Regions from separate parts of the Homo sapiens genome. Here region 1 is linked to region 2. The links are chromatin loops, found by intact Hi-C in ENCODE. Cell type or tissue: endothelial cell of umbilical vein. All regions are shown on one strand. Each heading gives the region's core, and the rest is flanking DNA. Links, peaks and the distances in the headings are about the cores only. Region 1 overlaps HERC3 (HECT and RLD domain containing E3 ubiquitin protein ligase 3). Region 2 overlaps HERC3 (HECT and RLD domain containing E3 ubiquitin protein ligase 3).

Region 1 (9,482 bases), core at 919-8,918, 59 kb before region 2:
AGATCGGCCACTGCACTCCAGCCTGGGTGAAAGAGCCAGACTCTGTCTCAAAAAAAAAAAAAAAAAAAAAAAGAAAAGGAATGAAAGGAGACAGTCTTCATAACAGTTGTGGCAAAACAAGCTGCTATGTGTCATACATGGAAAAATAAAGAAAATAGACAAAATTTAATTATTTTCCAAAATTTTCTCTAACAAAAATGGGAGATTTTAAAGTAATTCCATTTTTACTACTCCCTATCAAATGTCAGGAATTTTTATAAGGTGATATCTATATCTCTAGTTCACTTTTAGAGGTGATTGATGTCTTTATAACTGGTTAGAGGTTATCTTACTGGTATTTAACCAAACTCCTGTCTTGAGATACAATGCGTGGGGAATATTCAAGATTGAGTAATTTAAAGATATTCTTATTTTCAGAGGTTAACTCCTGTCTTTTTGTTTACAGTAACATGAAGACACAACAGAGTTCCATACTAATGTTATTTATTATTTCTTTAACTTGCAGAACTGCAAGGTGTGGAATATTTCTGGCTTCTAGTCCAATGCCAAGTGTGTGACCTGTGGTGAGTTACTTAATTTTTCTGGACCTCAGTTTTTCATCTTGTAAATGGAGTCCTTTACATGCATTATCCTGTTTAATACTCTCATCAACTCAAGCTAGGGTAGCTACCTAGAGAGGGACCTAAACAAATCTCAGTGCCTTCCTGCTGCTCTAAGATAGTGAAGAGAACAAGGTGAGCCCAAGAAGTAGGAGACCTGGTTTCTGGTCTCTGCTTCAAGCACTTAATTCTTTTTTTTTTTTTTTTTTTTTTTTTTTGAGAGGGAGTCTGGCTGTCGCCCACGCTGGAGTGCAGTGGCGGGATCTCGGCTCACTGCAGGCTCCGCCCCCCGGGGTTCATGCCATTCTCCTGCCTCAGCCTCCCGAGTAGCTGGGACTACAGGTGCCCACCACCTCGCCCAGCTAATTTTTTGTATTTTTAGTAGAGACGGGGTTTCACTGTGTTAGCCAGGATGGTCTTGATCTCCTGACCTCGTGATCCGCCTGCCTCGGCCTTCCAAAGTGTTAGGATTACAGGCGTGAGCCACCGCGCCTGGCCAAGCACTTAATTCTTAGTGGACCAAAGTTACTTGGCCTCTGAAGGCCTTAGCTGCCATTAAAATGAATTTAGGAATGTAAGTCTTTTGCTTAGAGGTTAGATCAAATGGACTTTTAATAAGGTGGTAAATTTGATAATATAACTCTGTCCCCTTTAGACATTTACTCCATTTAGAAATAGTACTTGTTGGTGGCAGGGACATGTGTTTCTGTGTAAGTGAACTGGTTTTATTATTACTCAGGGTGGGGGATCTTTAACATTATCTGGAAAATAAAAGTGGTTACAAGTTGAGGTGGTGGAAATTCAGGTTTTCTAAGAATGGGGGTCAGTTCACTAGGCATTTATCAAGCCTCTGCTGTGCTCTTGTACTCTGCTGAGAATGGAAGGCACAAAGATGAGTAAAACCTGGTTCCTTCATGGAGAAACTCCCAGTCTGCACGTTGGCAGGGTGTTAGTGGAGGAGGTAGGAGAAGCAGCCATACTGCCTCAACAGCGCTTTGCATTTTTGTTTGTTTTGTGAAGTATTTGTAAGCATAAAATAATGCATGTCATATATGTTAAGAAACAACAATAAAAGGACAGAAGCAGAATATCAGCCATGCTATTGAAATGTCTCCCTTTGTGCTCCTTCCAGATTGTTCCCTCTATTCCTACTGCCTCCACAATCATTACCCGCTATTTTGTGTTTGTGATTTGCTTTTCTTCATAGCTTTGTTACCACTGATGATTCTTAATCTCCAAATAATATATTTGTTATAGTTGTGTTTGAATTTTGTAAAAATGCATCATACTCTGAATTCTTCTGTGACTCAACACTTTTTAAGATTTAGTTACAATGATGCTTATAGATGGAGTTTATTTTTTACTGCTGTACAGTGTTCTGTTTTATGCATGTGCCACACTATCTGTTTTCTTATTGATGGATATTTGTTTTTTGTTTTTTTCCTATTTCAAATAATGCTGGAATGAACATTCTTATACGTGTATCTTGGTGCATATGTTCATGAGTTTCTCACTGCATTGGACTGTAAGATAGCCACTAGTCACCTAGGGCTACTTACATTAAAATTTATTAAAATAAAATATTAACTATTTCAGTTCTTCACTTGTATTAGTCACATTTCAAGTACTCAATAGCCACATATACCTACTGGCTACCATAGTGGACAGTGCAAATATATAGCATTTCCATTATCACAGAAAGTTCCAAGTTTCCAGATTTTACTCATCTTTGTATCTCCATTTATTAGTATAGTACAGGAGCACCATAGATGCTTAATAAGTTGGATAATGCTGGTCATATGCCCAGCAGTGAAATTACTGTGTGGGGAGGTATCCACATCTTCATCTTCACTGGAGAATGCCAACTTGTTTTGCCAAGTGCTTATGCCAGTTTATATTCCCACCAGCTGTCTATGAGGGCCCTGGCTGTTGTATATCCTTGACTTGGTATTGTTAGACTTTTCAATTCTTGCCAGTCTCGTTGGTGTCTTTTGAAGGCAGTCCACAGCTTAAGCAGACTGCAGAGAAGTCATTCTTCCAGCTTCACAAAGCCTAGCACCAGGTAGTGAAGAAGGCACCACCTTAGAGGGGATGATCCGGGGAAGGGTAGGAGTGTTTCCTGTGTTGGCTGAGGGGGTCAGAGGACCAAAGTCCAGCTAAAGTGGAGGAGAGAGAAAACAGCAAGGAGTGGATTCACGTTGTTGAAAACTTCTCTTTGCCTTCTATGACATTTCTGTCTTTGGTAGGAACATTTTTGATAATAAGGCAAGTCATTAAAATGAATCTTCTTTGTTACCAGAGTTAATTCTGCATTTTAGTTTTGGCCCTACATTTATTTAAAGCCTGAATTTGGGGAGTATCTGCAAAGCACTGAAGGTTTTGGACATTGTCTTTTCCTGCTGTTGAAAGAGACCCTCTTCATATATACAACATTCAGGTAATTGCTTCTAAGCTTACTTGAAAGGAAGCTTATCCCTATTTTAAATGAGATTAGAAGTCCTGCCTGAGTGTTATTTTGGTCTCAGTGCCTTTCAAACAAAGGGATAAGAATGAGTTGTTAGGCTGCTGTGTGCATAGTCGCATAGTCTTATCATAAGACAAAGTTTAGGAACTGAAGGTTGTCGTTTAGCATTCAACTCACTAGAGCTAGTAAAAAGAGATTTATCTCCCCACCGCCCTCCACCCATGCCCTCTCCAGAATTTAAAAGCAAATGCACACAAAAAAACTTCCTCCTATCAACCTCAAATCCCTTTCATGAAAGTTATGGCAGATGGTTGTGATGCTACTTTGCTGTAGTGCAGATTTGGCAGAATGCAGCTAGTGCTAATTGCAGTGAGGAAGACAGGAGTCACAATCCCATCCTCTTTTGGGAATTGTCCTGTCTGCTGAAATCTCAAAGAAGAGCACTAGGAGTAGGAGTAACATTGACTAAAGCAGCTGACATTTACTGGTCACTTACTACTACATGCCAGGCACCATGCTAAGCCCTTTTTACATGCATTTTCTCATTAATCCTCACAACACTCTAGCACCTTCTCCTGATTTTGGAGCTTAAGGTGGGTAAACATCTTTCCTCAGGTTTCACAGCTAACGTGGTTAATGTAGGGCTTGGATTTTAGTTCCTTTGACCCTTAAGCTCTGCTAAGATTATCTTGAATCTCTTACCAAGAATAGATGAGAAGGACTCAGGAAAGTGCCAGGTTGACATTGAGAGAAAGTTGTACTTCAAAAGTAGTCCTTCCTTTTGTTTTGTCATGGGGAAATAAGAGGCAGGAAATGCAGCCAAGCGGGGCTGGTGTAGGTGCTGAGGGAAGTGTAGTCCTATATTTTGCAGCGAATTTCATAATTGTGTATTTTGAAGGAAAATAAAAGATTCTGCTCTTCTAGGAGCAAGCAAGAGAGTGAATGAGGAAAAATGGGTGTAAGGACCTTGGAGATCAAAATGCCCAGCGATGCAGACCGTTGCTGAAACTAGACCTTTAAAGTCATGGACATCAGCAGCTACAAGATTTAGGGGTCCAACTGGAGTGTACTTTGAAGTGAAAGCTGTGCTAATGGCTGGCTTCTCTCCAATGTGTTGAACTTCTCTCCTGAAAGCTAGATGATTTTAGTTGCTTTTTTCTTTAGTTCCGGCAGAGCATTGTGATGACCTAGGCCGTATTTATAGTTAGGATTGATAGTTTATTTACAGATACACATCTTTTTTGTGGTTGCTATTTAATTCTCTTGGTGGGCAGTTTTTATTTGACCAATTGAAGATTCCATTACTGTAACTCAGTTGGAAGAATTTTTGAAGTTTTCTTGAACAATAGTCCTTTTTATTATCTTTTTTCATAAATTGTTTTTACTAGTCAGTCAGGGATGAGGCCATACTTCAGGCTGTTTACACAGGATTGTGCTTGGCCAAAGCACCCAGAACTCAGATGACTCTCAAGGACTGACTCGTGCCAGATAAACTACAAAAAAAGCTGATAGACCCAGGACGCCAAATTAATAATGAGAATTAGAAATCCTAATAAGACTGAGATGCTTTGGTTACCTGGTCACAGTATTCTATCCCTGTAGTAGAATCTGCCCTAGAAACCAAGTTATTTAAGGTTGCTTGCTAAGCAAGGCAATTGGTTGGGTGAATTTAGTGACAACTGTTATGGAATCTGATCCACCCATCCACTTTTAGGAAAGAATTACTTAGCGGGTCAGATAGCCAGGTTGACTGATCAGGGTCCCTGTTTTCTCTGGAGAGTGGTGCAGACACATTGGGAAGTCTGGCCTTTTGGTTATCTACTTTCTAAGCTCCTTACTATACAGCACAGCATAGTGTCTCTTTCTTTTCCTTTACTTCATCTTTTTTTTGTTAGTTTCACTTTCTTCATCTGTAAATTAGAGATAATGGCAGTACCTGTCTCATAGAAGATGAAATGAGCCAACATCTGTGAAGCACATAGAAAAGTACCAGACTCAGAGTAAGCTCAAATCAGGTCTTATCTGCTGTTATTATTAATAATGTCATTATTAATATTATCAGTCAGGAGTTTCTTTTTATTGCAAGTGAAAGAAACCTGATTCAAACAAGCATAAATAAATAAGCTTAAGTAAACAAAGAAGGGACTTGTTATACTCTGTATATAGTTAGGTTCTGTAAAGTCATGGTGAATACCATATTAGTGAATACAGAGCCATTGTTTCTGAGGAAATACAGGATTAGGTTCTTGTAGGCTGTGGTCAAGAGATTTTTATCAGCCAGCTGACGCATAACCTTTTTTTATGTGTGTTTCTGTCTAGACAGCCTATTTAATATATATTTCTTACTAATATACACAATATTTCTTGGTAATAAAACACTAGTTGAGAAGGGTTTAACATTTTCTTGACCCTGTGTAATGTGACAGTGTTTTTGGCTTTCAGCCTCACATCAGTGCTATCCACTGTGATTTTTATTTTTTATGGGTTGTCATCTCATGAATCCACAGATTTAATTGCTTTTCCATTGTATCTATAGCTTCATTATGTACTCTGGATATTACTTTAGCTCTCTCCAGGGGAGGCCTCACATACAGATCAGCAGATTTCCTGTTCCATATTTTGGATGTACCCGCTTGTTGATTCATTAACATTGAACTCACAGCCAACACTATAACTCATGCATGAAAGAAACTTACCTAATACACATTTTTTTCTCTGTAAGGCACATCACAACCTTCTTGCACCTAAGAACACTAGAAGGTAGGAGAGATAAGACAAATTTATGAAATACTAAAAACGAAAAAATCCATTAATGTGGATAATAGCAATTGAGCAAGTTGGGAAAAATAAATTATTTCTAGATTATGTGAGCTTGCTGGTCTATTAGTGTATCATTAGACCACCAACCACCACCACCACTACCCTGCCAGTTTTTCATTTTATTTCTACTTCCCTCTCCACAATATTTGTAGTTAATTCAAAGAATAACATTTAATCTTAATACTTTTTTAGTGTAGAGTCTAGACAAGGAATAAAAATCTTGGGAAGAAGCAGAACTTTCTGTGTAAGACAGCAAATTGAGATTCAGTTTTATATTTTATTTTGGGCCTTTTCATGCCTTTCCTGAAAGCCTCAAGAGTTCAAAGCATACCTCAGGATTACAATAAGGCAGTTTTAAAATTGGTATATACCAATTAAGGCCATTGAGTTAAATCCAAAGTACTGTAATTGTTGTCAAGAGAGGTTGAAAGTACGAGCTTCCTCTGTGTTGTAATCTTTAATTTGTAGCCATTTGGGCATGCTTTTATCTTGGGAGAAAAGAGTTTGTCATTTTAAAAGCTGACTTTGCATAGAAGAGCCAATTAGCTGTCTCCTTCATATGTTGACAGTTCTCTCCTGTAGATTGGCTGATATATTCAGCTTTGATGTGTTCGCCTAGTATTATAATTCAAAGTAAGTCTTCACCATTTCTGTTAGAATCCATCCTCTTTTCATTAGGATGAAATGAATGTACCAATGAAAAGATTAGGGAAGACACCTTTGAAGTCTGCAATCTTGTCTTGAAATCCTGATATTTTGACCTGTAGGACCTAGAACAGTGATTCTTAATATGGAGAGACTAGCATGTTTAAGAAGTATGATTAGAAAAGGATATTCAGGGGCCGGGCGCGGTGGCTTACGCCTGTAATCCCAGCACTTTGGGAGGCCGAGGCGGGCGGATCACGAGGTCAGGAGATCGAGACCATCCCGGCTAAAACGGTGAAACCCCGTCTCTACTAAAAATACAAAAAATTAGCCGGGCGTAGTGGCGGGCGCCTGTAGTCCCAGCTACTTGGGAGGCTGAGGCAGGAGAATGGCGTGAACCCGGGAGGCGGAGCTTGCAGTGAGCCGAGATCCCGCCACTGCACTCCAGCCTGGGCGACAGAGCGAGACTCCGTCTCAAAAAAAAAAAAAAAAAAGAAAAGGATATTCAGAATTATAATTAAAATGTATATTTGGAAACCGGCTGGGCTCCGTGGCTCACACCTGTGATCCAAGCACTTTGGGAGGCCAAGGCGGGCTAATTACTTGAGGTCAGGAGTTCAAGACCAGCCTGCCCAACATGGCGAAACCCTGTCTCTACTAAAATACCAAAAAAATAGTGGGGTGTGGTGGCACACGCCTGTAATCCCAGCTACTTGAGAGACTGAGGCAGGAGAATTACTTGAACCTGTGAGGCGTAGGTTGCAGTGAGCTGAGATTGCGCCACTGCACTCCAGCCTGGGAGACAGAGCGAGACTTGGTCTCCAAAAAAAAAAAAAAAAAAAAAAAAGTATGTTTGGAAACTGAAATGTAATCTGAATGTCCTTAAGACCAATCTTCTGCATTGCTTGTTTGTTTTTAAGATGGGTCTCGCTCTATTACCCAGGCTGGAGTGCAGCAGTGCGATCACAGCTCACTGAAACCTTGACCTCCTAGGCTCAAACGATCCTCTCACCCCAGCACCCCAAGTAGCTGGGACTACAGGTGTGTCCTACCACACTTGGCTGATTTTATTTTATTTTTTGTGGAGATAAGGTCTCACTGTGTTGCCCAGGCTGGTCTCAAACTCCTGGGCTTAAGCTGTCCTCTCACCTTGGCCTCCCAAAGTGTTAGGATCACAGGTGTGAGCCACTGTGCCTGGTCACTGTTTTCTTTCATATCCAGATAAAGTGATTCAAACCCAAGGCGATGCTGATTAGAGATTTAGCGTCTTTCTCAAATTTCTAAGAATTTCCGAAGGGAAGAAGAATGTTTAGGTTCTCTTATCATGCCTCATCCAAAACTCTTGCTCAGTTGTCAGTCTTCAGGAGGGGCTCTGAGGGCTTATTTTCAAGGTTCTTTTTATTCATGCTTGGCAAAATACAGTTATTGTAAGGGTGTTGTGTCTTAACTTTGATAGAAGGTTTGGGATTCTCAAAAGTAGTTACAGAACAGGCAACAAGTTCAAACTTGAGTGTTAGACACCACTGTTCTCAAAATTCATCTGCTGTTCTCTGCCACGGAGAATCTACTGTTTACTGGCCAGGTTCCAAACTTGCAGCCATATTACAGGCTTCAATCGCTTTCTCTTTTTTTTTTTTTTTTTTTTGAGGTGGAGTTTTGCTCTTGTTGCCCAGGCTGGAGTGCAGTGGCGCCATCTTGGCTCACTGCAACCTCTGCCTCCTGGGTTCAAGCGATTCTTGTGCCTCAGCCTCCCGAGTAGCTGGGATTATGGGCACCCGCCACCACGCCCCACTAATTTTTGTATTTTTAGTAGAGATGCGGTTTCACCATGTTGGTCAGGCTGGTCTCGAACTCCTTCCTCAGGTGATCCATCTGCCTCAGCCTCCCAAAGTGCTGGGATTACAGGTGTGAGCCACCATGCCCGGCCAATCGCTCTCTCTTAATTTGCTATCTTAAATAGGAGCATCTACTGTTTTATAAGGCATGCTTGGGATTTCCCCCGTCTCCTTTCGTCTCTAAATCTTGGACCTTTCTTTCAAAACCAGAGAGGTGCATGGGGTATTTTCCTTGACAGAAGATCCACCCACTTAAGATTTCCAACTTTATCAATAGTCAGAACTTTTGAAGTTATAATATTTCATTTCTGATCAAAGCATTAGATAAAGCTTCCCCTCTTATGTCTTTGTAAGCAAAAATAATATATTGAAATAATTGATACCTTTCCCATATTAAACTCTAGGGGTTGTTCCCTCCTCCTTTCTGTTGTAGAAAAAATACTTTTGTGCCTATTATGTTGGTAATAACAATTCTCACAATTAAACTCAAGAAAGCCTTGTTGGCTGATGTGGACCTGCAGAGGCAGTAGACATGTAGCAAGAGAAAGGAAATTTAAAGACAATTAAAAAATCTTTACTGAGATATAATTCACATACCATAAAATTTACTTTTTTTTTTTTTTGATACTGAATTTTGCTCTTATTGCCCAAGCTGGAGTGCAATGGCGTGACCTCAGCTCACTGCAACCTCTGCCTCCCGGATTCAAGCGATTCTCCTACCTCAGCCTCCCGAGTAGCTGGATTACAGGCATGCGCCACCGCGCCTGGCTGATTTTGTATTTTTAGTAGAGATGGGGTCTCCCCATGTTGGTCAGGCTGGTGTGGAACTCCCGACCTCAGGTGGTCCGCCCGCCTTGACCTCCCAAAGTGCTGGGATTACAGGCATGAGCCACTACGCCTGGCCTAAAATTTACCTATTTAAAGTATAAAATTTAGGGGTTTTTAGTATATTTACCATGTTTTAAAACCATCACCACAACCTAAATTTAGAACATTTTACCACTTTCCAAAAGGGCAGGTACAGTCACTCTCCATTCTCCTCTTTCCCTCCAGTCCTAGGCAGACACTAGTCTATTTTCTAGTCTATTTTCTATTGCCTGTTCTATACATTTCATGTAA
Region 2 (9,482 bases), core at 992-8,991:
GGTTTTGTTCACTGTTGGATGTGTGGTTTGAAATAAAGGAACAGCTGGAAGGGCAAAATGACTGTTTCTGAAATGGGGAAAACCGTGTGTAGTAAAGTGAGCTGGAGAGTGGGCAGGGTTGGAGAGTGTAGGGAAACCATGAGGTAGGTTTTAGGTAAATTAAAACTGAGAAGTCTGTTGGATATCCAAGTACAGATGCAGGCAGGAAACTGAACATGCGTCAGGAATCCAGGAATCCAAAATTCATGCCAAGATAGTTGTGTATATTTCATCTCAAAGGCAAATGGTAGTGATATTCTGATATTTAATTTATTCTAGATCGAGAATCTCCATGCCATGTAAAACTCTTACGCACGCAAAAAGTTGTCTATATTAGTTGTGGAGAAGAACACACAGCAGTTCTCACAAAGGTAAGGAGCTCAGAGTATTTTACTTTGGTGCTGGGGATATGATGGGTGATTAGAATTGCTTGATTATGTTAGTGTAGTGATGGTGTGTGATTACAGTATTGTGGCTTGAACTTGAATGCTCTCTTTTATGTGGGTTTGTTGTTTTCCAAAGGAATAGAAAAAGACTACTTTTTTGTATGTCTCTGTTATCCTCTTTGGTAATCTTGTAGATTTTTCATATATATATATATATATATATATATATATATATATATACACACACACACATAATGTAGATTATATATATATACACACATATAATGTAGATTATATAAAAATGTAGATTATATATATAAATATAATGTATATATTTATATATATATAAATTCCTTGGTTCTTTATGGAACAAAGACAGCACTTTGTTATTTTTATTTGTTATTTTATGTATATATAATATATATAAAATGATGTCCTATGTTCCTTTAAAACAAGTCATTTAAATATGTAAAAAAGAAACAGCAATTTAATTAATGTTTTAAAATAATCATGTTTCTTTTGCTTCTAAATACATTCTAGAGAGAATGAAAATGTATTTTTATATTGAACAAATATTATTCTACGTTCACTTTGATAAAATGCCTTAACATTTATTTAAATACAGCTGTTAAAAAAACAGCTTACTTACCAAGGAATTTGTAGAGCACCTAATTTCTTACATGTGAATGATCATGTAAAATCATCTCATTTAGCCTAGCTCCTAGTTTCTCCTTTTTTAAAATTTTGCTTCCTAACACATCATTGTACTTTCAAACGATTTTAAAAATTTACAGAAGGCACACATTCCTTTGAGCATTGCTATCTTTGTTCCATAAAGATGCAGTCTGAAATTCCCTTTTTATTATTTTTCTATTTAATGAACATCCTTACAAAGTGATTTTGGCCAAGTGTCAAGTGAATGTAGTGCTCTTGTGCACATTGTTGTGATAGGCATTTTGTATACAGGGTTTAGAGGTATACCCTTAAAGATACAGTGAAGTCCTATGGTGTTTGTTCCTTGTTAGAGTGGAGGTGTGTTTACCTTTGGCGCTGGTTCCTGTGGGCAACTTGGACACGACTCCATGAATGATGAGGTTAACCCTAGAAGAGTTCTAGAGCTGATGGGTAGTGAAGTAACTCAAATTGCTTGTGGCAGGTGAGTGTTCCTCAAAGCTTGCTTGTATTCACTAGGACCCAGAAATTGGTCTTATCTTTGTAGTGATGAAGAATGTGATTATACCTAGTCACCGTCATTTTAAGAGATCTTAACTGCATGCACGCCTATGGTGAAATGTGGAGAAAGACCTTGATAGAGTGTGGCAAGGAAGGGTTTTAGATAAGCAGAGCAACACGGAGACATTAGGCTTCTTTTGGGATAAAGAGTAGCAGGATGTGGGGAAGGGATAAAGAAAGGAAAAGTGAGAGAGTCCCAAAGAACTTCTTGGAAATTTTTGCCTGAGTCTACCCTGCTTCTCTCTGTTCATCTTAGAGGCCACATGCAGTAGATCATTCAGCTCTTTCCTGACTTGCCACCCTCCTCATGATCTAGAGTGTTAGAGGATAGTATTATGGAGAGCAGCCGCTGCAAGAAGAGTCACGTGTTAACATGGGAAAGGCTCTATAGGAGCACCCTGTGCTGTGCACATGTGGAAGTTAAAAGTCAGAGTCAGAGTGTACATCCACATTAGTAGAAACTATGCTGATGAGTTAAATTATTTTTTCACAGACAACATACCCTAGCCTTCGTGCCTTCTTCTGGACTCATCTATGCATTTGGTTGTGGAGCAAGAGGTCAATTAGGAACTGGGCACACTTGTAATGTTAAGTGCCCATCTCCTGTCAAGGGTTACTGGGCTGCCCACAGTGGCCAGCTTTCAGCCCGAGCTGGTAAGAATGATTGTCTCTGGAATTTAAAGGTATTTTAAGTGATGAAAACAGTTGTTTACAGAATATGTATCTATTACTTACTTTGAGGTCTTTTGGAGGGAATGAAGATAAGGTATTTTTTAACATCAATTAATAATTTCTGTACTTACTATGCATGAAGCTGTAGAGTTGAGATCCTAGAGAATAAATAAAGCAGGAAATACTGTTGTGTTAGGCCGTTCTTGCATTGCTGTAAAGAGCACCTGAAACAGGGTGATTTATGAAGAAAAGAGTTTTAATTGGCTCACAGTTCTGCAGGCTCTACAGGGAGCATGATGCAGCCATCTGCTTGGCTTCTGGGGAGGCCTCAGGAATCTTACAGTCATGGCAGAAGGCAAAGAAGGAGCAGACACTTCACATGGCAGAAGCAGGAGCAAGAGGAAGAGTGGAGAGGAGGTGCCATACTTTTTACACCACCAGATCTCATGTGAACTCAGAGCAAGAGCTCACTTATCACCAAGGGGATGGCCCAAGCCATTCATGAGGGATCCGCCCTCATGATCTAAACACATACCACCATGCCTCACCTCCAACATTGGGATTACTGCAATTCAACATGAGTTTTGACCAGAACATACATTCAAACTATACCAGTTATTTTGTTTCCACAGACCTTGGTGGTGGTGTATACATTTTATTGTTGTTGCTAATAATGACAGTTCGCATGTATTGAATGCTTAATGACGTTTCATTACTATGCAAAGCACTCAAAATAATCTAAGAACTAGTTAGTGGTTATTATCCCCATGTTAGAGATAAGGGAACAAAGTCTTAAGGAGGTCAAGTAATTTGCCCAAGATCACATAGATTCTGGAGGCAGGATTTAAACCCAGGTCATTCTAAATCATGTGTACTATGTTACCTCTACTTTGCTGTTGGCATTTTGGTATATAACATGATGTGATTTCTTTTTAAGCCATTTTTTTTCTTCCCTTAAAAAATAGTTAAATAGCAGTCTTGGTTTCATTGGAAATCAAAGTCAGGCAGTCATTAATATTGAATGACTGCTTCACCTTGAAATAATAAATCTGAGGCTGAAATGGAGCTAGAGAATCATTAAAAGGAAGTGTAACTTATTAATTTTGATTTTGAAGTCGATAAAGTGACACACTTATGGCTTGATCAGGAATTTGTTTGAAACAGTAACCATCATAAGTTTTAGTACTGGATTATAAGAAACTCAAGGACACAGACAAACTCTTTTCCTTTTTGTAAACCTAGCATATAGCACAGGACCTGGCATGAACTTGTCACTCAGTAGACATTTTTGGAATGGATATATGAGCATCTGAAATGTAGTGCAACTTAAAATATAAATAAACAAGATTTTGTCTGGGTGATGTTCCCAGAAGCAAAAGAATGGCTTTGTGTCCTCTTCTCTGTAATTTGTAAATTCTTTTCTCCAAGACATTGTACTCATACGTGGAATACATTTATTTAGAAAGTTTACCAACTCAGGTGTTTTTTGGTTATTTCAAAACCACAAATTTTTGAAGTTGAATTATAACCTGACTTCCATGGTCCTAAATTTGTGCTTGGATGTTTGCCAAAATGATTTTATAACATAAGCAGGTAAATGTCAGTTATGTAAATGACATGGTTTTAGGAACCCTCTTGGTAATGTGGGAGCACAGAGGAAGGCATGGAGGAGTATTGTGGTTAGAGGAAGTTTGAGCTGTGCCTCGAAGGATGATTTGGAGTTAGCCAGGTGTAGAGGACTGTGAGGGAGTTGGTGTGAGCACCACCAAGGTGCAGTTCCAGAAGCACATTCAGGTTGTGCTCTCGGTGGGCACATTCATGGAGAATCCCATGTGCCAGGGGCAGCAGAGGGGGGAGGCACCGAGATGTGAAATAGTGTGGTGTATTAGAAATAAAGGCAACGTGGTAGTAGGAGAATGTCACCGTGGACACAGTGTGATGGGAGGTAAAGCAGGGAGCAGGAAACGGAGGTCCTTCCGTGGCAAGATTCGTCCTGACGGGGCCTGGGCCCACCACACTCACATGCTGAATTGTTACCATAAAGAATAGTGCCCATTTCAGATTTCAGGTCAGTGGCATGACAGAGTTAGAATGAAAAAGAGAAACTAGGTCAGGATTCACTGGCAGTTGGGGAGGGGCAGAAGAAGAGTTAGAGTGGAGGATACCATTTTATATATTTATTTTTAATTGAAGTAGAAACAGTCCTAGGCAGTGAGCCAGGGGAGAAGATTTCTTACTTCTGTGACACAATTAAAATGGATAGGTACCCACTCTGAAGTGTATTCTGCGACAGTAGAAAAGGGGATCAAGGAGAAACTTCAATTAATGAAAAATATGCTTTCGGAATTTTTTTTTTGACAGATCGCTTTAAATATCATATCGTTAAGCAGATCTTCTCTGGAGGAGACCAGACTTTTGTACTTTGCTCCAAATACGAGGTAAAATTTTTCTTGTGACTCTTATTTCCAGGAAGGAATAATAGTGAACCAACATTTCTTTTAACAAGTAATTACAACATAAAGAGCAATGTTACTCTTTGTTTCTACCAATCCTATGTTATTTTTAAAATAAGCAAACTAAATCTGGAAGAAGTTGTCTCCATTTGGCTCCCTTGAAGTGCCAACAATTCTCCTGGAATTATGGAGTTCTAATTTATAATTTGAAATTATTTATTTATATTTGTACTTGTTCCAGAAACTCTGTAAAGGATGCCTAGGGAGTTGGTGCTTACTTTGGCATTATTTGATTTTCCATTTCTTTTCTTCCCTGTTAAGTGGCAACAAATGCTAGGTGTTTGAGAACTTGGTGGGTTTCTTTGTTTGATGTGATTGAGTATATATATGTATGTAAGAGGTACCACAATTTTCAGATGTATTTTATTATTTGTAATCTGCTTATGACATGACACCAAAATTTCCCTTCCATTGTCTCCTGCATCACTATAGTGGATAAAGACACTGTGACATTGTCTTTCTGCCTGAAGGTAGAGTGTGGATCCAGGTTTCTGTGACAGGGCTCGAATTCCTTCCACTCTTCCTTGCTGGGGGAATTCAGTCTGGAAAAACTCCACAGATTTGTTGTCAGTGCTGGACTCCTTCCCCTGTGCTTTCTCTCCTCTCTTCTCTTCTTCCCCACCCTTCCTGCTTTTATTCAGCAAACATTTCAACAGGACCAGCTCCGAGTGGTGCATGGATCCTTATACTCTCTTGGAGGAGCAAGGGAATGGGCTGTTAGTGAAGAAAAAGGAGTCAGAATTGACTGGGAAGATAATGAGCAACTGTGGAAACCAGGGGCTCTTTCTGTCTTGGAAACTTTCTCTATTAGTTTGATACTTAGCTATCTTTAAGTACACAAAGTATTTGCCTTCTAGTCATTCTGATTCTGTGATTAGGTTGGAAAATCCTGGTGGAGCCCGAGGCTGTAGGCTGGACAGCTAAAGCTGATGATTAGCTATTTTCCAGGTCAGGTGCCTGAAGAAGGTGGCTTAGTGCTACCATCTGGCGTGATTTGGAACTGCTGCCCTAGACTTATTTTAGACCCAGCCTCAGAGTGTGTATTACAGAGAAATCCTGAGGAAGCTGAGGTTTTTCTTTGTTTCTTCAAGATGTCAATAAAACAAAATACAAAAGGCACTGACTCTGTGGAGGATAATCAGTTTTTGTCCATAAGTAATAGAGTTTTAAGTATTTATTTCCCCTAGAAACTAGTATTGAATAGTGTTATTCAATAGTATCCAACTTTAATTTTCCTGTGAAATTTAACATGAAATTTAGTTTTCTCTTGTAAATATAGTATCTGATATATGTAACTGATTTTTATTATTGTAATCAACACCTTGGGCCTGGAAAACAACACACTGATGAGAAGGAAGTGAAGTAGCATACTATTAGAGAGGCAGGGCAGGTTAAAGTTTAAACAACTGGAAAGAGGGATAGGTATGCATGAAAAGTGTAAGATCACAAAGAAAAAGGAAAGTAAACATTACTTAAGAAGATGTTGCTCTTTCTTTTGAAACTGAAACCTATGCACATTTACTTAAACTATTAACCAGAGATGATTATTTAGATACAGAGGCTGATCAAATCATATGCTTACCCTGTTACCATATCACTTAAAGAACCAAGAAAAAGCACCTGTATAGTTACAGCCTCTATTTTTTTTTTTTTGAGATGGAGTCTTGCTTTGTCGCCCAGGCTGGGGTACAATGGCGTGATCCCGGCTCACTGCAACCTCCACCTCCTGGTTTCAAGCGATTCTCCTGCCTCAGCCTTCTGAGTAGCTGGGATTACAGGCGTCCGCTACCATGCCTGGGTAATTTTTTTTGTATTTTTAGTAGAGACCAGTTTCACCATGTTGGCCAGGCTGGTTTTGAACTCCTGACCTCAAGTGATCTACCCTCCTCGGCCTCCCAAAGTGCTAGGATTACAGGCGTGATCCACCACGCCCGGCCATAGCCTCTATTTTTATAAAAGGCTGACTCATTCATTACTGCCAGGCCTTAGGTGAAAGAAGGGAGGGAAGGAGTTATATTCAGATACCCCTTTGCTACACTGATTCTAGGTCTTGGGAATTTAGTGAATGTAAACCATAGCATCTCCTTTTCCTGTCGTTTTGTTCCCTGGATAGAATTGAAGAGGGAATGTGGTTGGGATTGTTAGAATTGTGTGTGCATGTGTGTGTGTTTGTGTGTGTGTCTATCTCATAATCTTCTTTTTCCTGGAACAGTGATTCTTAACCTTGGCTGCCTACTGGAATCACCTGGGAGCTCTACAAAATACTGATGACTCTAGAGATTCTGATTTAATTGGTCTGGAGTATGACTTGGTCATCAGGATTATTGAACGCTCCCATGGTGATTCAAAGTCCAGCCAAAGTTGAGAAACACTGACCTAAGAGCAATTTTTCCTTTTTTGCCTGTATGTATTAAAGACAGGAAGAATGATGTTTTTTCTTGGTTCTTTAAGTGATTCTGAACTTGTACTTCACCCAAGGCATCTCTGGTTTATTGGACATATGATGAGGAATGATAAAATAGTTCCAAGTCTTTATTTTATTGTAGGTTTGTGTTAGAGTTGATGTTCAGCTGCCCCTTTGAATGGGGGAAATAAATAAAATTTACGTAACAACAGTGGTTTTACAAGGAGGTGGAAAGACAATCTCTGTGTGTACTCCAGCATCTGCTTTGGATTATGAGTTTCCTGTATGTTGTACTTCAAGATGATTTTTGTTCTCTCAATAGATATCTGTGGCCATTTTAGTAGAATAGTTATCAATAACCAGATGATCACAAACTTTGTCAGGCATCTCTGTTTTATTACATGCTCTACTCCTTCCTACCATAATGATACGTTAACTTGAAGCTATGGGAAAGTAACCAAGAAAATTTACTTTGAAAGTTATGTTTTTATGTGTAGGTACAAAGGAGAAAAAAAATCTCATGAGCTGATGAATGAGTGCTTTAATATTACCTTTTTCCTCTTCACTGGAGACGAGAATAGGAGTATAAAGCACCATCAACCTTTCCTTAGTTCTCGATCAAGAACAAGGCTTGGGGAAAATAAGTTGAAAACAAGCAATTTTAGAAAAGGAAAGTGCTTATTATGTTTTTTTTCTTTAATCTCACTGAATAAAAGATGTACAGTGTTGGGCAACATTTGGAATTTTCAAGGACATACATTATTAACATCTTTTTCTGCCATTTTTCTTATAATAGCTATATACTTGAAGCAAGAAATTAAGAGTCATTGTTTTTATAGGTTATTTGTCATATAGATTATAACTGAACTCTGGCTCTTTTGTAATACATTTTGTTGAAGTTTGGTGGACATTTATGGCAGATGACTAATACCTTAAAAACCTGCTGTTACAGTGATTCAAAGCAAAGGGGAAAGAAGTCTGGGAAAGTTGTACTGAGTTGGTTTCTCTGGGAAACAGACCCGAGACTCAAAGGTTTTTGGGAGAGTGCTTTCTAGAAGAACATCTACTGAGGGATGAAGGAGGCAGGATTGCGCAGAGGGAGGGGTTGAAATGCAATTCAGTTATAACAGAGGCCTCAGCCAGTCCCATGAGGAGCACTGAAGTTGTGATGGTCCTTCAGCCAGTCCTGAGTTGAGGCAAGCGGGCTGGACCTTTACACCATGCCTCTACCTGCCATTGGATGTGATAGTGAAGCAACAGTCAATGCCAAGTCCTGGACAGCAACCCAGCTGGGATCTGTCAGGAGCCTCCATTCTGAAGGGTGGAGGGGATCTGGGCGGCACACTGCAGCATTTAGATCATAAGTGAAACGTAAAATGGAGAATATGTGGGAGAAAGGAGAGGAGACAAGATCCATGCTACATAATTTCTTCTTTTTACTGTTACATTTAATTCTCCAGAATTATTCTCCTGCTGTTGACTTCAGGACTATGAACCAAGCACATTATACCAGTTTAATAAATGATGAAACCATAGCAGTTTGGAGACAAAAACTCTCAGAACACAACAATGCAAATACAATCAAGTATGTGGCTGCTTGTCTTCATTTTTTTTTCCACAAAGTATGTTACAACTTTTTAGCTTAGTGTGATTTTCCGTACTTGCATATTGATACTGTGAATGTAAATGGGGTTTTACATTATAGGGAATCGTGGGTTATTTTTGGTTACTATTTCAGGGTTGATCTCCTTAGCCCCAAATAGCATAATGGATGGATCCCCAATTCTCACACACAGTATATGCCTCAACCTGCCTTGTTTATTGTATGATCTTAAAAATCCTGACTGATGAAGGCCTGAGTTGGTGATTCTGCTAAGAGAGCTTAGCGTTATGGTTAACTCCCATGGGTTTTAGTGTATGCATGTTCCAAAACATCCCAAATCTGAGACAGCTGTTATCTTACCTAATCTTAATAATTTCTAGCATTTTCCTATTCATAATGATTGAGATGGTAATTCAGAGTCATGTAGAAAAAAAAAAAAACAACAGTAAGTAGGATTGAGAGCTTTTATCAAATTTAAAGGACAATTTTCCTTTGCACATTTTTACACATTTTCATTGGCTTTCCTCAGCCTCTCCACTTTTTTCTGCAAAGTCTGATTCTTGGGAAGAATAAATCAAGCTCTGTGCACTAAGTTGTGGTTATTCCCAGAAACGTACATAATGGTTCCTGCA

The links. A loop is a pair of places that touch in the nucleus more often than their neighbours do. Peaks named below come from ENCODE experiments on the same cell type or tissue, not always from the same donor. Only the 100,000 strongest peaks of a DNase experiment are listed, where the experiment ranks them.
Region 1: it touches region 2 in a loop (4-fold over the local background); 46 of 110 quality-filtered maps call a loop at or near these places.

Annotation. Positions count from the first base shown.
Region 1 is chr4:88,595,052-88,604,533 of GRCh38, forward strand. HERC3 (HECT and RLD domain containing E3 ubiquitin protein ligase 3) reads left to right here. Exons shown (of 26, transcript NM_014606.3): 2 at 506-563. Among named protein-coding and RNA genes, the nearest start is that of HERC3, 7.3 kb to the left of the region's middle. RefSeq lists an enhancer at 6,060-6,750. In endothelial cell of umbilical vein, for the core only: no CTCF peak of the experiment used is centred there; DNase peaks (open chromatin) are centred at 4,500 and 5,320; H3K27ac peaks cover 3,445 bases.
Region 2 is chr4:88,653,724-88,663,205 of GRCh38, forward strand. It overlaps HERC3 (HECT and RLD domain containing E3 ubiquitin protein ligase 3), which reads left to right. Exons shown (of 26, transcript NM_014606.3): 7 at 319-410; 8 at 1,451-1,581; 9 at 2,152-2,312; 10 at 4,692-4,768; 11 at 8,708-8,832. Among named protein-coding and RNA genes, the nearest start is that of NAP1L5, 39 kb to the right of the region's middle. In endothelial cell of umbilical vein, for the core only: a CTCF peak has its summit at 5,831; DNase peaks (open chromatin) are centred at 5,808 and 8,198; H3K27ac peaks cover 705 bases.